Linked DNA regions of Homo sapiens: region 1 is linked to region 2. A link is an interaction called in ENCODE POLR2A ChIA-PET data of the cell type or tissue named here. Cell type or tissue: PC-9. All regions are shown on one strand. Links, peaks and the distances in the headings refer to the core of each region. The heading gives the core; the rest is flanking DNA.

What was found. Peaks named below come from ENCODE experiments on the same cell type or tissue, not always from the same donor. Only the 100,000 strongest peaks of a DNase experiment are listed, where the experiment ranks them.
Region 1: POLR2A ChIA-PET joins it to region 2 with 13 read pairs; 2 of 35 experiments call an interaction of 5 or more read pairs at or near these places.

The regions. Positions count from the first base shown.
Region 1 is chr2:220,227,627-220,230,449 of GRCh38, reverse strand. The region is part of intron 2 of LOC105373893 (a long non-coding RNA gene); the gene reads right to left. Among named protein-coding and RNA genes, the nearest start is that of MIR4268, 320 kb to the right of the region's middle. In PC-9, for the core only: no CTCF peak of the experiment used is centred there; DNase peaks (open chromatin) are centred at 1,599 and 1,999; H3K4me3 peaks cover 1,989 bases; H3K27ac peaks cover 2,500 bases.
Region 2 is chr2:220,175,770-220,178,592 of GRCh38, reverse strand. All of the region lies in intron 2 of LOC105373893 (a long non-coding RNA gene), which reads right to left. Among named protein-coding and RNA genes, the nearest start is that of MIR4268, 270 kb to the right of the region's middle. In PC-9, for the core only: no CTCF peak of the experiment used is centred there; no DNase peak of the experiment used is centred there; H3K27ac peaks cover 111 bases.

The DNA.
Region 1 (2,823 bases), core at 187-2,686, 52 kb before region 2:
ATTTCTAATAAATGGCACCATTTAGGTGTCCGCACATGACAAAAGAGTATTATTAAAGGGCTCATTCCCTCGAGCCCTTTAATAACAGCTTCACCCTCATGACTTAACCATCTCCCAAAGACTCCATCTCTTACTACTGTCAACATTCACCATTAAATTCCAACACATGTTTTTTGGGGGTATACATTCAGATCATAACAGTAGGGATTTAGGAGCTCTGATTGAGGGAAGGGACGGGGAACAAAAATGTTAACCTGTATCCATGACATCAATAGGTCTGGGAAGGTCATCTAAATCTCCAGATGAGTAAATGTACCAAATCAATCTACCAGGTGAAAAGCAAACCAAATTAGAACAGAGATAATGAAGAAACAAATAGATATATTACCATTTTTATACCAGGTTTTCATGTAAGATTCTTGATTAGTACTATAAACACATTAATATTGTATGAGTGTTGTCTGCTTTCTAAAGTGTTTAAAACATTTACAAGAATATGATGTTAGACTTATAATTTTAATTAATATTTAGAAATCTTAGATTTAACCGGTAATTATTTACATGTTTGGGAAAATGTAATTTGTTAAATTCATCACTTTTAATTTATTTGTTGTATAAATAGTATATGAAGAGTTAGAGGAATGTTAAGCTTTTATATTTTTTAAAATACTCATTGATTAGTACATTCATAATGCTAATAAATTGGATACTGAGAAAGTGCAAAAGGAACTGAGTGCTCCTCTCCATGAACAAAAGCCCCACGAACATGTTACACATGATAAAATAGAGGCCCACTGAAGTTAAGTAACTTGCCCTCGTGAATTTCAAAGCTACCAAGGATTTGAACATGACCACTAAACTACCACTAATTATATGAAATGCTTCAAGTATGTAGCACAAAACCTGGAACAATGGAAGCACTTAATATTTCTCTCCTTCTGAATCAAACTATAGTTGACCCTTGAACCACATGAGTATGAACTGTGTGGGACAATTTATCTACAGATTTTTTTAAAATAAATATTTTGGAAAAATTTTTAAAGATTTGCAACAATTTGAAAAAACTCAAAGATGAACCACAGAGCCTAGAAAAGGTTAGGTATGTCATGAATGCATAAGACAAATGTACATACCAGTCTATTTACATGTTAATCGACTGTTTATGTTATCAGTAAGACTTCTGGTCAACAAGCTATTGGTGGTTAATTTTAGGGAGAGTCAAAGTTATATGCGGGCTTTCAACTGTGAGGGGATCAGTTTCCCTAAACCCACATTGTTCAGGGGTCAATTGTACAACTATAGTCAGAGTAATCAAAAATTCCACCAAACAGACACAGACACACACACATGCACACACACACACACTCACACTTGCAGGTTATTCAAACAGTTGTGAGGTAGACCTAACAAAGAAACTTTCTCTGCTCCCTTTGCTCCTGCAAACTTCAAATCCTTCTGAATACAAACATCTGTGATTTAGTGCGATCATTTCACCCATTAAAATGATCTGAGTAGGCAAACGAACCAACTGCTTGATGATTGTGGTCAGCAGTCTCCAAAGTGGCCCTCCAATGACCTACGCATTCCTCTACTCATGACTGTAGATAATCCCCTCCCATTGAACTTGGACTGGCCCCATGACTCACTCACAACGGACAGAATGAAGCAGAAGTGATCCTCCAGGAATTCCAAAGCCAGGCTCACAAAAGCCTTGCAGCCCCTACCTTGGTCTCTTATAGCATTTCCTCAGGAGGGAAACAAGCTGCCATATGAGAAAACGGACTACTACTTCCACTTCTTCACAACATGAGACACCCCCATGCTGTGCACAAGACCAAGCTAGCCACACATTGAGACCATTGGAGAGAGAAAGATCCAACAGCCTGCAGGTGTTCCAGCCTCAAAGCTGGACATACAAGGAATAGAAGCTTCAGATGTCTCCGCATCAGCAACTATCTGACTGCAACCACATGAGGTACCCCAATAAGCAAGAACCACCCAGCTGAGTTCATCAACCCCCAGGACACAGGAGAGGAATGAATCATTGTAATCAACGTAATGCATCGTTTTAAACCACCATGTTTTGGAGTGGTTTTTATACATTAATAGATAAGCAATGATCACTCTGCAAACACTCCATGTGATGTTTTTCTCTCATTTTAATGAACACTGTGTTTTCCTAGATATTAACTCTCTATGCCTAAATGATCAGTCAGCCATGATCTTATTCTACTCTATCTATACTCGGAATAGCAATAACATATACTTTATCTAGTATTTCAAAATTATCACCTATTATGATACCCAGACAAAGAATATTTTCTTTCTCCTTTTTTCAGGAAACAGTTGAAACCTAACTTAATAATGAACATTTTTCTAAGCAACGTTCCACTCTAAAGCTCATGGGAGTTATAAAATAACCCAAAACTAAGAGGGTAGAATGGCTCACCCTTTAAATTCTTTATATCTTGAAGTCTTTGATTTAAATCATTATTTTTAAAAAACTCAAATCACACTGTGCTCTTAATAAAGCATTATTATTTCAAGGAAAAGGATAAAACTTTCCAAAGGCAAATGTTTAGCCGGGGTAGAGTTGTAAAAGATTCCAAGACATTAGTCAGGAGATGGATTGCTTTGCTATTATAAGTCTGGGTTACAATATCACTGGAACCAAATTCCCGTCAGATTAGTCTTTACTCAAAATGAATGTTTGTAATTATGAAATGAAATAAGTTTTAATTTGAATTGCCTAAAAAGGGGAAACCAAATATTGTGTAATTACAGGAGAAGAAATTTGAGATGGAAAACAAGATAGTGTTATTT
Region 2 (2,823 bases), core at 100-2,599:
GCAGTTGGATCACCTGAGGTCAGGAGTTCGAGACCAGCCTGGCCAACATGGTGAAACCCCTTCTCTACTTAAAAATACAAAAAGTTAGCTGGGCATGGTGGCGTGCGCCTGTAATCCCAGCTACTTGGGAGGCTGAGGCAGGAGAATCGCTTGAACCCGGGAGGCGGAGGTTGCAGTGAGCTGAGATCATACCACTGCACTCCAGCCTGGGAGACAGAGCAAGACTCCATCCCAAAAAAATAAATAAATAAAAATACAAAGTGCAGTCCGTGCATGGTGGCTCACGCCTATAATCCCAGCACTTTGGGAGACTGAGGCTGGTGTATCACTTGAGGTCAGGAGTTTGGGACCAGCCTGGCCAACATGGTGAAACCCCGTCTCTACTAAAAATACAAAACTTAGCTGGGCATGGTGGTGTGTGCCTATAATCCCAGCTACTTGGGAGGCTGAGGCAGGAGAATCACTTGAAATCTGGGAGACAGAGGTTGCAGTGAGCTGAGATCACACCACTGCACTCCAGCCTGGGTCACAGAGCAAGACTTTGTCTCAAATATATATATATATATATATATACAAAGTCCATAATCAGATAGCCTGGGTCTTAGTCTAGCTCTTTTTCTGACTGAAACTTTCTGAGTTTCCCCATCTGTGAACAGAGGGTAACGATCATTTTTACTTCCCAGACTCTTCAAGGAATTTTTTGTAGACTATTACAGATTACTAGTGCTATACGATATAATTGTTATTAATTTGAATTTTGGTCACAGTGTGGAGGAAACACAGCGCTGGCCGGTCATCAAAGCCATGTAGGGTAGACTGAGATTTCCAACCTGATCCTTCAAACATCAATGGGAATAACCTTCTTGATTTGAAAAGATTGGTGACGGTCACTTGCCTGGCCCCCAATATTCCCTTAAAATGTCTTATCAAAAACCAATTCAGCTGGAGCCTCCCTCTGAAAGTGTATTGAGTTTCTGAATATACACATAGATGCAGACCGCTGGCATATTATTAAATTAGCTCATGAAGGAGTCCCTCGTGTTTCCTGGGGCAAACTAAAGAAAATCTAGTTTCATGTTTTTAACATTTTAGTAGTTCATTTCTTTTTCTCTGAGGAATCCTATGCACATTTTCCACAGTAAAGAGGTAATTGGTAAATATTTTAGATTTTATATTTCCCACCTGATCCATGGAGAAATGTGAAAGTGGTGGTCAGGTAGGCATCCAAATGGCAACCAGGGTAGATGGGGGAGCTTATACAAATCAGTATGCCAAGAGTCTAATATTAGTATTAGTATTAGACTCTTGCCCATAATATTACAGGCAAGCCAAATTTATTCCTCCAATTGTATTCTGAAAAAATGTACCAACACCTTGTAAAAGTCTGAATCAAGGCTGTGTAAGGGCATTTTCTGAAGCCACTTAATGGGAGAACAATGACTAGTAAAAAGAGGTCTAAAATTAGTTTCTTATACCAGGTCTCCCCCAAGAAATGGTAAAACCAAGCACTCGGGAGGTCTCCATCCTGTTCTCTATTCCACTTCCCTGAAATCTTATGTAACATGTGAGAGTTATTTAACCTACGTTTGTCTCTTTGCTCCACAATCTTTGGAGTTGAGCTTTAGTTCCAAGCCTAAAAGATACAAAAGTTGAGTTACATGCTTTAATCCAAACTAAGGCTACCAGTGAAATGCGTTAAATCACAGGATAAAGATTATCACAAAATCCAAAAAAAATAAACCACCTTAGAATGTTAATACTGGAAAGCATTTGAATAAACCATTGGTGATCTGGTGTACATCAGTCTGTTTTGAGTTTGAGTATCCTGGGTCAGTCCTCTAGGGATTGATCATTCTGAACTAACTGACAAAAATCAATCTGAGTATCTCCAAATCTGAAGACTTTAAACTTCTGAATATGGAAGACGGTGCCTCGTCAAGGTCCTGCCATCAATGAGACTCTGCCCTGGAAGGGTTTCATGCCCTGGTAGCCACATTCATGCTGTACCATCTACAACCATCCACTATTTCCATGGTGTTTTCACTCTTCTTTTCATTGCAACCAAGTCTCGTATTTGTACAGCTTTCACTGGTTTATAAGGCACCTACATACACATTATCAGAGTGGGATTATTCATTACTTACAGAGGAAGAAGTCATTTCTGAGGGCCCAGGTAATACCTCCATGGTTTACATTACAATAAAGTAGTGGAACATAGTCTAGAATCCCTCTAGAGGGGGATTTCAAGCACTGCTTAGACCACATATCTGAACATATCTGAAATTATGCGGTTTAATACTACAGAGTGCCCGAAAATGTGTCACCCACAATGCCTAAGATAATCTGGAGCAAATCATACACATTGAGCTAATACTCTCTGATTTCCTTGGACCATCTCCCAGAGCCCTCACACACCCAACAACTAAACAATCTCACCTTATTCTCTTCCTTGTGATGATTCAGAGTGTATTCTGCTGCAGACCCAAGGCTTCCCTCACAAACAGCTCCCTTCAGTGACAGAACCAGCAACTTTCAGACCCAAGACCAAGGCAGCAGACACCCTATTTAGAGGATGTGTGGCTGCTAATGTGTCTCAGAGAATTCATCCAGCCCCTTAACCTCCCTTCACCCCACCTTTGGATCTCCACTGTTGCTTATTTTTTCCATTTCTGACCTGCGGCACAAATCCTCCCATTCTGCCTTAGCCCTTGGTTTTGTCAAGGTTGTCTGCTCATTCACTGATTTTGGTCCCTCCCCTTAGTGTTGTCTCCAGTGCAACAGAGCCCCAATGTCCTGTGTGGCTAGGAAGAATTATGAGTTGTT